Regions from separate parts of the Homo sapiens genome. Here all the other regions are linked to region 1. The links are chromatin contacts, found by Hi-C or POLR2A ChIA-PET in ENCODE. All regions are on one chromosome and are shown on one strand. Each heading gives the region's core, a stretch centred on a gene start or an enhancer-like site at or near the end of the contact. The rest is flanking DNA. Distances are from core to core; before and after follow the strand shown.

Region 1 (3,803 bases), core at 506-3,005:
GAGGAAAGAGACTGGGTGGTAACTAGAGAAGGATGTAGTGTTTTTGTTTTGTTATTGTTTCTTAACCTGAGAGAGACTTCAGGATGTTTAAATGCTTCTTTCAGTTTAACTATTGTTACATAAAAAACTACCCCAGCCAGGTGTGGTGGCTCACGCCTGTAGTCCAAGCACTTTGGGAGGCCGAGGCAGGTGGATCACTTGAGGTCAGGAGTTCAAGACCAGCCTGGCCAACATGGTGAGACCCTGTCTTTACTAAAAATATAAAAATTAGCCAGGTGTGGTGAAATGCTCCTGTAATCCTAGCTACTAGCGAGGCTGAGGCACGAGAATCGCTTGAACCTAGGAGGCAGAGGTTGCAGTGAGCCGAGATGGTGCCACTGCACTCCAGCTTGGGCGACAGAGTAAGACTCCGTCTCAAAAGCAAAACAACAAAACAAAAACTATCCCCAAACTGGATGGCTTCAAAGAAAACATTTTATTTTGCCCCATGATTTTGTGGGTCAGGAATTGAAAAAGGGCTTAGCTGGGTGGTTTGGCTTTGATCCATGTGGTGTCAGCAGCAGGGGTTGAGACTGGAGGGTCTGCTTTCCCAATGGCTGCTTCACCTGCACATGGGGTGCCTTGGTGCTCCTTGGCATCTCTCTCCCCTCCCAGGCTTCTTACAGAATGACAGTCTCAGGATAATCACACTCATTCCATGACAACTCACTTCCAAGAGACCTAGGTGGAAGCGGCAAGGTTTTTTTGACCTAAATTTGAAAGCCACAGAATATCACTTCCATGGCTTTCTTTTGGTCATGCAAGTCATTAAGGCCTGCACTGATGGATTCAAAAGGAGTGAAGGAATAGACTCTGTCGCTTGATGAGGGATGACATGAAGCCATAGGGAGGGAGGGAATTAATGGCAGCCATCTTGGAGACAAACAGAGCGAGAGAGATTGAAGTTGCTCAGGTAGCTGAGGTGGCAGGAGTTGATGAGACATTTGAGATTTGAAACCACAGATAGGTAGATTGAAAAATGTGTGGCAAGAGGAGGGAGCTCTTTTTATGATGCTACAACCCTCTATAAACCACATACTTGAAGGTAACCTGAGGACATTTTACAGGATGCAGGAAAATCACAGAGGTCTACCTACTTTCTTCATGCACTTGGCACTCTCTAGGAGGAAATTCAGGGAGTTAGGGGACCATTGCTAAGCCAAAGGGTACTGTGGTGTTCACAGATAAATACACTAAAGGGCCTACCACTGTTATATATTGGTCTTTAACTCTCCCATCTCAAGTACAAGCTGAGGGAATCTCTGCAGTCAAAGGTCTCTCTTGTTATCTTTACCCATCCATCTTTAAAAGTAATCAGTGATTAACACTTCCAATAAAACAATTGTTCTGCCACTTTGAGAGGAAGTGCAGTGAATAGTCCCTGGACTTAACCTAACTACTCCAAACTACTCCATCTTCCAGCTATGTGACCCTGAAGGCCAATTACTTGAGCTGAGCATCAGTCTTCCCATCTGTAAAATAGGCACCAATAACCACGCAATAACCTCAAAGAGTTGTTACAATAATAAAATAATTATCATAAAGTGGCACTTAGTAAGCTCTCAGTAAAGCTAAGGTATTTTTATTCTTAAAACTGTTATATCTTCAAATGAGCTCCTCAGTTTCATCTGTGGGCAGGAGGCAGTTTAGACCCTTAACATCCATAAGCATTTGCTAGACATGCTGGAAATCATCGTGACTCACTCTCCACAAATGAGGCCCTTTGTGCAGGAGTGGAATTTTACCTTGTGTGCTATCCAAACTTTAGAAGCTTCTCCAACGGCTAGCTTACAAGGAGAAAGTCTCTTGGGCACTTAAATAAGATAATGAAGCTCACTGAATCAGAGGGCTAAGAAAGAGACTTTGAGAATCTTTCTAGTTTGCTCCTACCTACACCATCCACACGTGAGAATCTGCCTTTCTGCAAACAGCCCATGGATCTTACAATTCCATCTCCAGTTACCTTCTCTCCCAGTCAGCCCTGCCCTCCCTCCACCCAGCCAGGCTCCTGGAGCCCAGGCTGGCCGAAGTCAGAGCCCTGGGCCTCCTTCTTGCCTGGGAGCCAAGTTGGAACAATGGCGTTTATCAGTCTTGTGCTGTATTTTAAAATGAGCTATGATAACAGAGCACTTTGACTAGCATTTTTATAAATACCATAAAAAAAATCTTTCTTGGGCCAGTTTCAAGAATGTGGGGCACTGGGTCAGTGAACAATGATGCAGAACGGACTTGATCTCTTTGTTTGGGCAGCCGGATACCCATGGCTAGTTGTAACCACCTTACTGGTTTCTCAACATTCCCCTTGCTCTTCACAATATTCGGCTTTCTGCAGAGAGGGTCATTTCTACATATGACACTCTGAGCACTCCCATATCCCACCATAATACTCTGGACTCCAGGCTAAATAGAGCCTGGCCTCGAAGTTTCACCTGTGGCCTGCTCTAACCTCCTGCCCTTGATGTGAAAGTACAAGCGGATCCTGGATGTCCTCCCTCCAGCCTGTGCAGGAGATCTCTTCCTTGCCTACATGCTGGGAAGCATTTCCTGACCGATGCTTCATTCTCACACTCTCCACTCCCCACAGCACCTGGCCGCCCTTTTCCAGCTAATTCACTCTCATAATAACTGAGTTCCCGTGTACCCTTTACGGATTTTAACAGTGGAGTTCTATGTAGGCTTAGAGTTTTCTGATTTTTTTTTTTCTCGCTGAAAAAAGAAATGAAGGAACCCTGATTCTAGCTCTTAATCCAAAATGATTCTACTTAGGCTATCAGGAAAGGAAAGTGAAATGATGGTGGGGAGTCAGTGGTGAGGTGGGGAGAAGTGTGTAGGTGACTCTGGTAGCGGCAATGAAGTCGTGGGGGACTCCACAATCAACACATTGATGATAGGTGTTTGTCTCGGGGCCAGAAGCATCTTAGGGGCTGGGTCCATATCTGTTTTTTAAATTATTATTTTATTATACTTGTACATACCAAATAACTGAGGTAAAAAACTAGAGGTCGAAGTTCCTATTTGATCAGTCATCCTAACAGAGAAACTGCTTGTATTTGTCTTACTTTGGGTTCCTTCGGGTTCACGGTGTTTTTCAACAGTTTTTTAAAAAAGCATTATTTCCCCTCCTAAGGACCCTTGGTAGATATTTTTTCCTAAATGGACCCCCCGTGAATTTTTAATCCCTCAGATATACTGTGAATTTGTATAATGTATGCATATCTGTGCTTTATACATTAAAAGAGCAATATTGTTTTGTCGCCTATGTAAGCGGTCCCCAATCTTTTTAGCACCAGGGAGTGGTTTCATGGAAGACAATTTTTCCATAGACCATGGGGGGATGGTTTCGGCATGAAACTGTCTACATCAGATCATCAGGCATCAGTTAGATTCTTATAAGGAGCGTGCAACCTAAATCCCTCTCATGCGCGATTCACAGTAGGTTTCGCCCTCCTATGAGAATCGAATGCCGCTGTGGATCTGACAGGGCGGAGCTCAGGAGGTAATGCTTGCTCGCCTGCCGCTCACCTCCAGCTGTGCGGCCCAGTCCCTAACAGGCCACGGACTGTACTGCTCCTTGGCCTGAGGGTTGGGAACCCCTGCCCTATGTAACCAACTTCAGCCCCTTGGCGGCTATATCACCTCTGTGGAGATTATGTGGCCCAGAACCAAACCAAGACAAGGCAAATAGTTTATGAAGAAAATGCTGGAAGGGGAGTGGGAAAGTGAGACAGGGACAGAAAGGAAGCCAAGATAGAGGAAGTTGAGCA
Region 2 (3,803 bases), core at 949-3,448, 140 kb after region 1:
CCCCAGCCCCCCATCCCCTGCCAGGCCCCAGTGTGTGATGTTTCCCACCCTGTGTCCATGTGTTCAACTCCCACCTATGAGTGAGAACATGCAGTGTTCCCAAACCATTTTTGCAATCTGGGTTACATATTGATCTCCACTGTCAATTAAGGAAGAAAGTTGCAGACCTTACTCTAAAGGTATGGAGGCTAAATTAAAAGAGGTGGAGCTCTAACAGGAAGGGGAACAGTCATCAGAAACAGCTTAAAAGGTTTATATGGGAGAAAGCACATTGTGTTAACTTTGAAGGCAAGCTTCAGTTGGCTAAGTGGAGTTCAGACAGGTTCTTAAAACCCCAAAAATGAGCAGATCCTAAGATGGTGACACCAAGAACCTCATGCCGTATCCAATAGAACTCTGAGTCTGTTAGTGAACTGACTTCATCTCAGCACTTGATTTATCCTACTATGAAACCACTTCCTTCTGATTCTTCTTCTTTTTTCCACTCAACCTTAACCCTTACTTAGAATTCCTTCTTCAAGTCTCCTCTCTTCTCTCTCTATAAACATCTACTAAAAGATTTTTGATTTTTTTTTTTTTTAAGACAGAGTCTCGCTCTGTTGCCCAGGCTGGAGTGCAATGGCGTGATCTTGGTTCACTGCAACCTTTGCCTCCCGGGTGCAAGCGATTCTCCCTGCCTCAACCTCCTGAGTAGCTGGGATTACAGGTGCGTGCCACCATGCCCGGCTAATTTTTGTATTTTTAGTAGAGACAGGGTTTTGCCATGTTGGCCAGGCTGGTCTCGAACTCCTGACCTCAGGTGATCCACTCACCTTGGCCTCCCAAAGTGCTGGGATTACAGGTGTGAGCCACTGCACCTGGCCTGAAAGATTTTATATTATAGTTTCCACTTACCAAGAGGACATGGATGACACCAAACTGATCTCCCATCTCAAGTGTGTTTCTGACAAACAAGCATCTTACCACTGAATTTCCCCCAAACCGAACTCATGCTATTCCATTCTCTTTAGGCTTCCAAATGGCCAGAGCCCTGGCCATTCCCACTTAAAAAGTCCTATCATGTCTACTTCTTTAGTGTTTCCTTGACTCCACTCCCATGATTGCTGCCTTGGGGCAGGCAAGTTCCCAGATCACGGGCCCAGCATCCTCACCAGATCTGCTGCCATTAGCCTCCCTCTGTACATAGCAGCCAGAGAGAGCCTTCTAACATGCAAATCTTATGTTACTCCCTCACTTAAAGATTTTGCTGGCTCCTTTTACCTAAACAGTTTAGTCTAAGCTCCTCAGCAAAGGACATCAGACCCATTATGACTTTGCTTCTTCATCACCACCCCCCTACCCCCGCCGCCAACCACCACCATTTCCCTTCTTACAAATCTGCCTCATCTAGTCATTTGGGGTTTCCTGGGCACATCCTGCAATTTTAAGCCTCTGTGCCTTTGCACTGCTGTTACCTCTGTCTGGGAGTCTATGCCCTCCTCTTGTGACTATAAGATCCCTATTCATCTTCAAAACACAGCTCACACAGCCCCTCCTCTGGGAAGTCCTTCCAACCTCCACGAGGATCAATCATGACTTTCTTCTCTCCATCACATGGTGTTATCATGACCTTTGACTGTAAGCAATTAAAAGGCAGGTCCACATTTTGTTCTTGTGTCTTCATCCCTGGCACATAATGCATGCTCCATAAACATTTACAGAATTGAATTTAAAATGCAAGATAAGTACACTAATACCATTCATTATATTACAGAAACAGGTAATGTCTCTTTTGGCTAGGGTCTACTTTCAATATTTAGAGACTATTCAGCCTTAAGATAGCATTTAAGGTTCTACTTTTTGTTTTGTTGTTTTTTTTGTGTGTGGGTTTTTAAAAAATTGAGACAGGAGTCTCACTTTGTCATCCAGGCTGGAATGCAGTGGTGCAGTCCCAGTTCGCTAATGCAGCCTCAACCTCCCGGGCTCAAGCAATCCTCTGGTAAGGTATCCACATTTCAAGTTGAAATGGCATTTCCATGTATGGGAAACAAAAGAAAAAAAGCCAGCAAGTGGCTCTCCCTCAAAGCCCAATCATATTGCTATCAGCACGTTTTCCCATGCTGGTTGGGAAACATTTTGCAAAACTCTGATTATCTGTTTGTACAATCCAACCACATGTACCACACACAGGATGGGAATCTGACTCACAAAGTTCAGGTTTGGGAGGATGCTTTTCATAAAATGCCACTGACTCAATGCCTTGCTGGTAAAGTGAAAGTGTAATTATTAAATGCTAAAACAAGACAAGCTGCAGTATTTGTACTGCTTGCTTTTTAAAAATAACCCATTTTAGATATATGCTCAGTCAGCTAATCTTTTGCTCCCTGGATGCCCCCAGGCTCTGATAATAATGCCTTATCGAGCAGCAGGCTTCACTGTTGAGAGCTGCCAGCAGCATGCCAGCCCTCACTCACATTAAACAGACGCTGCACGCTTCCGCTGTCTCCCCCGAGCTCAGGGGCTCCATCCCTAACAATGCCACTGTCAGTGCAGGCACCAACAGCTGTAATGAGCCCCCAACAGGAACTTTGCCTTTCTACAAACTCAGAAAAAAAATAACGCTTATATTTTCATAAAGAAGGTCTGACACATTTGGCTTTGGCTTCTATAAAAAGAAAAGTGATCGTCTAACCCATTTGACTTTTCATACCAAAGACAATCACCTGACAGTCATGTAAGGGAGCCAGGGGAGATTCTTCCCCCCTGGGAACCAATGTCTGGCGATATGTTTGGTTGTTATAACTGGAGAGGTGCTGCTGGTATTTTGGGATGCTGCTAAACATCCACAATGAACAGGACAGCCCCCACCCCCAACAAAGTAGGCAAATGGCACTGCATTATGCAAATCAGTGATTTTTTTTTTAATTGTAAAGGATGAAAGCTTACCAGCCACTAGATTATTAAAACAACCTGACCTGTTGGTGAGGGTCAAGAAGGTGACGGCAAAGTTCTGAGCAATGTGGAAGGGTACTTTTTTTTTTTAAGTCACTTACAACTGGTGATAAAGATCATTTTTTTTAGCCCGGTAAAGCAGACAGCTCTGAGTGGCGATGATGGCTAACTGGGCATGGTGTTTTAATTGCGATTGGCCAGAGATGTGTCCTGAAGCCCAAATAAGAGGCACAAATCAAGTGAATGAGCAGATCCTGTATCTATGAGCTTCCAGAAGAGAAAACAGAAACCAGTCTTACCACTGAATGTCCCCAAAACTGAACTCATGCCATTCCATTCTCTCCAGGCTTCAAACCGGCCAGAACCCTGGCCACTCCTCTTTAAAAAGTCCTATCAGGTGTACCTCCTTAGTGTTTCCTTGACCCCACTCCCATGATTGCTGCCTTGGGGCAGGCAGGTCCATGGGCCACTGGCCCTCACCAGATCTGCTGCTATTAGCCTCCTTCTATAGACAGCAGACAGAGAGGAGCTATGACATATTTGTTCCCTATTTTTCTTGATTGTGTCCAACTCATCTTGAACTGCCTTTCACCACTGGTAGATATGATTGTAGAAGGTCTGGGCTGGCTGCAGGGATAGGTTAGTTTCCACTTCGCATGCCCTCAGAGAAAACCGTGGAGTCTGTGGCTCGGTGGTCCCTGGGGAGTGAGGAGCCAGAAGAACAAGGAAGCTGACTGACAAACACATCCCAGGATTCACTGCACAGCGACGGAAAAACGTGTATGGAGAGGAGGGAAGAATTTGGCTAGCAGGGATCTCCTCTTTTGTTTTGGTTGGGAGTTATATATTACATCATTTTAATGTTTAGAACG
Region 3 (3,803 bases), core at 447-2,946, 130 kb before region 1:
CTACAGGGAGACTATTTTTGTATCGAATTCCACTAATTTCACTATTTCTCTGTAAAATAATCTGGGACGACAGGTTCATCTCTATTTAAAGGAACGAAATGTGAGCAAAGTGGTTAGTGGAAAACTTAAAAAAAAAAAAGTAAAAGTTTTTTTCTTTACATTTTTGTTGGTTCCAGCTGGCAACACGTTTGCAAAGGTTTTATTTAACCAAATCTTAATGTTGAAAAAAAGAAAAAAAGAGGATTCTTTACTCTGCAACTTGTTTTAGGTATTGCTACTTAAACATTTTGAACTTTTAGATTAAGTTTCTACAAAGCGAGTAATTTTAAGTTCATCTTTTCTGTACAGAGGCTTCTAGGAGGAAAATAAGATTTGGAATGATAATCGTGAGGTTATAAAAACTTAAACATATCTATTATGCCATTAAGTCAAAACAGCTCTGGGAAAAAATACCATACATTGATACAGTCTTTTATAGTTTGTGCTTTCCCATTCACTACCTTGTTAATTTGAGTTAATGTCTCCATAACTGGATATCTCAATCTCTAGTTCAAATTCAGAACCCACTAAATGGCACTTGAAAACACTTTTATTCATTTCTATTTATGCCCTGCCACTCCTCTTAGGACATTCCCTCAATGTTATGTGATCTCATTACTTTCAAGTGACATCGGATCCTCAGTTTTCCACACCTCCATTGCCGCCTTCTGTTTGCTATTTAAACAAACAGTTAACAATGGAGAAAAGGGTATGTTCAACTGGATTGGCTAGCACTGCAGGGTGGTTAGCTCCATGGACTTTGGAGTCACTCATGGCCACCTCAAAAGCTCCGAGCCTTAGATCACTTCTTCAAGACTATATACTGTATAGATATACTCCTCCCTTATCTGGTACTGCTATGAATGAACTATATATAGCATTTAGATCTCAAATGAAGATTTACCCAAGCTCTAAAAGTAATAGATGGCAGACCAGAAATGTAAGCTTAAGTCTCCTGACTCTAAAGTCAAACTTAGAACAAACTTGGTTTGTTTTTTAATGATACTGCATTAAAAAAATTAAAATAGCTTTATTCTTTTTCTCCTGTATTTTTATGGAATAGCTACATTTCTTTTATACTCAGAACATACATTCTCATTTTTCTGGGTTATGAGTATAAAAGAAATACAGCTGTTTCATAAAGTAAGGATTATAGTTGCCAGGGTTGGGTTATAAGCCTTGGACAAAACCATTATGAAGAAATTTGTGACGGTGCATAAAATTGGGAAGGGCCAGTTCTGCTATTCCGTAGCTTAAAGCACTCCAAGGAGCTTGTTGTCTTAGTGACTGAGCAGTGGGTAAGTACTTGCTTCCTTCCAGCTGTACTGTCCTTTAACGTGGCTTTCCCTTCTCAATGCTTTCAGAAGTCATTTTCCTGAACTCCTGGTCATTACATAATCTGCTTTTACAAATAGTTTTCAACTGAAGCTAATTTGCTATACAAGAATAATTTTTTGTTTTGTGACCTGTGAATACTAAGCAACCACTTTATTCTAAAATACCACTTCTAGTATACTACTATCTGTAACTAAATGTTGAAGCACTTTGGGTCACAGTGTTTGTGCTTAAGTATACCTGTGCCCCCCCCCCCCCCAAATTTTGCACTGAATCTTAGTATTAACTTTTGTTCCAAAATTTTCATATAATTGTAATCACTGTCCTCCATTGTAAGATAAAAAGAGCTACCTAAGAGATCTGTGGCTCAGTTCCTTTTGTTCAGTATATATACCTCAGGGTAAAGGACCTAAGGCTCTGGCACTTCCTACATAATTTGTTCATAAAAATAATTTTCTGTACCTGTAGGTGCAGGGATTCATAGTGATTTTTCTGTTTTAAAAAATATCTTTCTACACTGTCTGATTTTTAAAAATGAGATTATCAGTATAAAAGAAATACAGCTATTTTGTAAAAGAAAAATACAGGAGAAAAAGGATAAAGCTACTTTGTTTTAAAACGCAGTATCATTAAAACAAAAACAAACCAAATTTGTTCTAAGTTTGACTTTAGAGTCAGGAAACTTAAGCTTACATTTTTGGTCTGCCATCTATTACTTTTAAAGCTTGGGCAAATTATTCATTTGAAGTCTAAATTTATTAATCTGTTAATGGGAACAGATTAGAAATCTTCAGAGAAGCTCTAGCCTTTGTAACATTGTGACTATAATGCTGAGAACTGCTTCACTCATCCCATTCATATTTTAAAAATACTAATATTTTGTGTTTGAGCATTTTAATAGGCTCAGAAACTTAAAAATGATGTTTCTTTTCTAACAACATACTCTTTTCAATGGGATATTATGGTTGTTATTATTTAACATGACATTTAGGGACTCAACATACATTAAGGTGATGGCACTAAGATAAATGTAGAAATAACCAGTACCATGTAATTTTCATAAGTGCTTAAATTGTTGGTAAACAATTTTATGAGTTGGAGGTGTTGAAGCAAATATTATTAATATTTGAACATAAAAGCTGATCAAAGGGGCCTGGTCCACAGAAGATGTTTATTTGATGTAACAAAACAATACAGTTAGTGTTAGATCCAACCACAAAGAGCAAAAGGAATGAAAAATTTGTACAATGTACATAGAAAAAACAAGATATTTACTGTGACAACTATATATTCCTAAAATAATGCTTCTAAAATTACTCAATTATTGAAATCTACATGAAAAAAAGGATGTTAATAGCGACAAAGTGCATAAAATCAAACATTGTATTTTGAGCAAATTAACATACTAGGCAATTTTGCTAAGAATGCATGATTTTTTTTTTCTTGTTTACAGTCTGCTCAAAATATCTTTATACCAACAGGGTAGGCAGAACATTTAGGTTTAATATCAGTTACACAATATTAGCATAAACTTCCACAACTACATAGGGTATTGTTTTCTTTTGAGCTGGCAAAGTGACTATAGAAACATCAGATGATTTCTCTGAATTGAGAATTTTATCCAAATAAATGCCACATACCTTCTAGATATATGCATATCTTTCTATATTATGTAAATGGCTTTACCCATTTAAATAATAAACCATACAGCATTTAAGAATCATTATTATATGATTAACAATGTCATGTTCCAGGTTTAACAATTTCATAGGCCAAAAAAAATTTCTTCTTAAAAACTAGTTTTATAAACGCAGAATATATTCCATGAGTAACTGCTGGTATTTTTTAAGAAAATATATTGTGCAATTGTGGCTACCACGTACTGCTGGCAAAGCATTATTATTTATGTAAAATGTGAAAAAAAAGGTGTAAAAATTTTTCAACTGCCTATGATCATGATGAAAGGTTACTGCCTTCTTACAAAAATTATATTGGCATCTTCTTAAAAATAATTCGAAAAAGGGATAAACTCCCTAGCCAAAAATAAATAAATAAAAAGGTGCATTTTTTAAAATGATGCTACTGCAATGCAATGGTTTAAATACCAAAAAACTGAGAAAATGAGCTGTCTGTGATCCAGCATTAAAGAACATACTAAAAAAGAGCATTAATGTAAATTAAGTAGAAAGGGGATCAAAATTGAACTAACCAAGTTTGTGCAGTATTGTAGCCAGGCTTCTAAAATTAGATGTAGAAAATATAAATAGACTGCTTTAGGTAATGAGCCACCAGTGTCCAAAAAAAGGAATGAAATTAAGAAAAAGCTCAGTTAACTTGATCCAAAGCTCTGAGTAATTCTTCACCCTGCAGTAGGTTTCTGCTGCCTTGTATAGGAGCATTAACTTCACAATCATAACTGGTCAGCTGTG

The links. Hi-C counts contacts between places; a loop is a spot of excess contacts on that map. ChIA-PET counts read pairs that join two places held with the same protein, here RNA polymerase II (POLR2A). Pooled maps may share reads with other maps.
Region 2: a map of PC-9 shows a loop between it and region 1 (7-fold over the local background). The contact joins two enhancer-like sites. A Hi-C loop is called at or near these places in 4 of 168 maps with a recorded cell type or tissue (HepG2, IMR-90, PC-9 and 1 more), 1 of 37 single-sample maps with no recorded cell type and 11 of 50 pooled maps. POLR2A ChIA-PET finds 5 or more read pairs at or near these places in 6 of 52 experiments (AG04450, SK-N-SH, WTC11 and 3 more).
Region 3: POLR2A ChIA-PET joins it to region 1 with 10 read pairs in PC-9. The contact joins the promoter of HIF1A-AS2 here to the enhancer-like site in region 1. A Hi-C loop is called at or near these places in 1 of 37 single-sample maps with no recorded cell type and 3 of 50 pooled maps. POLR2A ChIA-PET finds 5 or more read pairs at or near these places in 7 of 52 experiments (BJ, GM12878, IMR-90 and 3 more).

What each region holds. Positions count from the first base shown.
Region 1 is chr14:61,614,668-61,618,470 of GRCh38, reverse strand. The region is part of intron 1 of LINC03033 (long intergenic non-protein coding RNA 3033); the gene reads right to left. Among named protein-coding and RNA genes, the nearest start is that of LINC01303, 46 kb to the right of the region's middle. Within about 2 kb of position 1,755, at least 4 of the 41 ENCODE cell types and tissues checked have a DNase peak (open chromatin) inside an H3K27ac peak, as active enhancers do; they include IMR-90 and PC-9, where a contact is called at or near this core.
Region 2 is chr14:61,470,771-61,474,573 of GRCh38, reverse strand. All of the region lies in intron 9 of PRKCH (protein kinase C eta), which reads right to left. Among named protein-coding and RNA genes, the nearest start is that of PRKCH-AS2, 73 kb to the left of the region's middle. Within about 2 kb of position 2,198, at least 16 of the 41 ENCODE cell types and tissues checked have a DNase peak (open chromatin) inside an H3K27ac peak, as active enhancers do; they include PC-9, where a contact is called at or near this core.
Region 3 is chr14:61,746,982-61,750,784 of GRCh38, reverse strand. It overlaps HIF1A-AS2 (HIF1A antisense RNA 2), which reads left to right and starts at 1,696. Exons shown (of 1, transcript NR_045406.1): 1 at 1,696-3,746. HIF1A (hypoxia inducible factor 1 subunit alpha) reads right to left here. Exons shown (of 15, transcript NM_001530.4): 15 at 2,527-3,803. The coding sequence ends at 3,700. All of the region lies in intron 1 of HIF1A-AS3 (HIF1A antisense RNA 3), which reads left to right.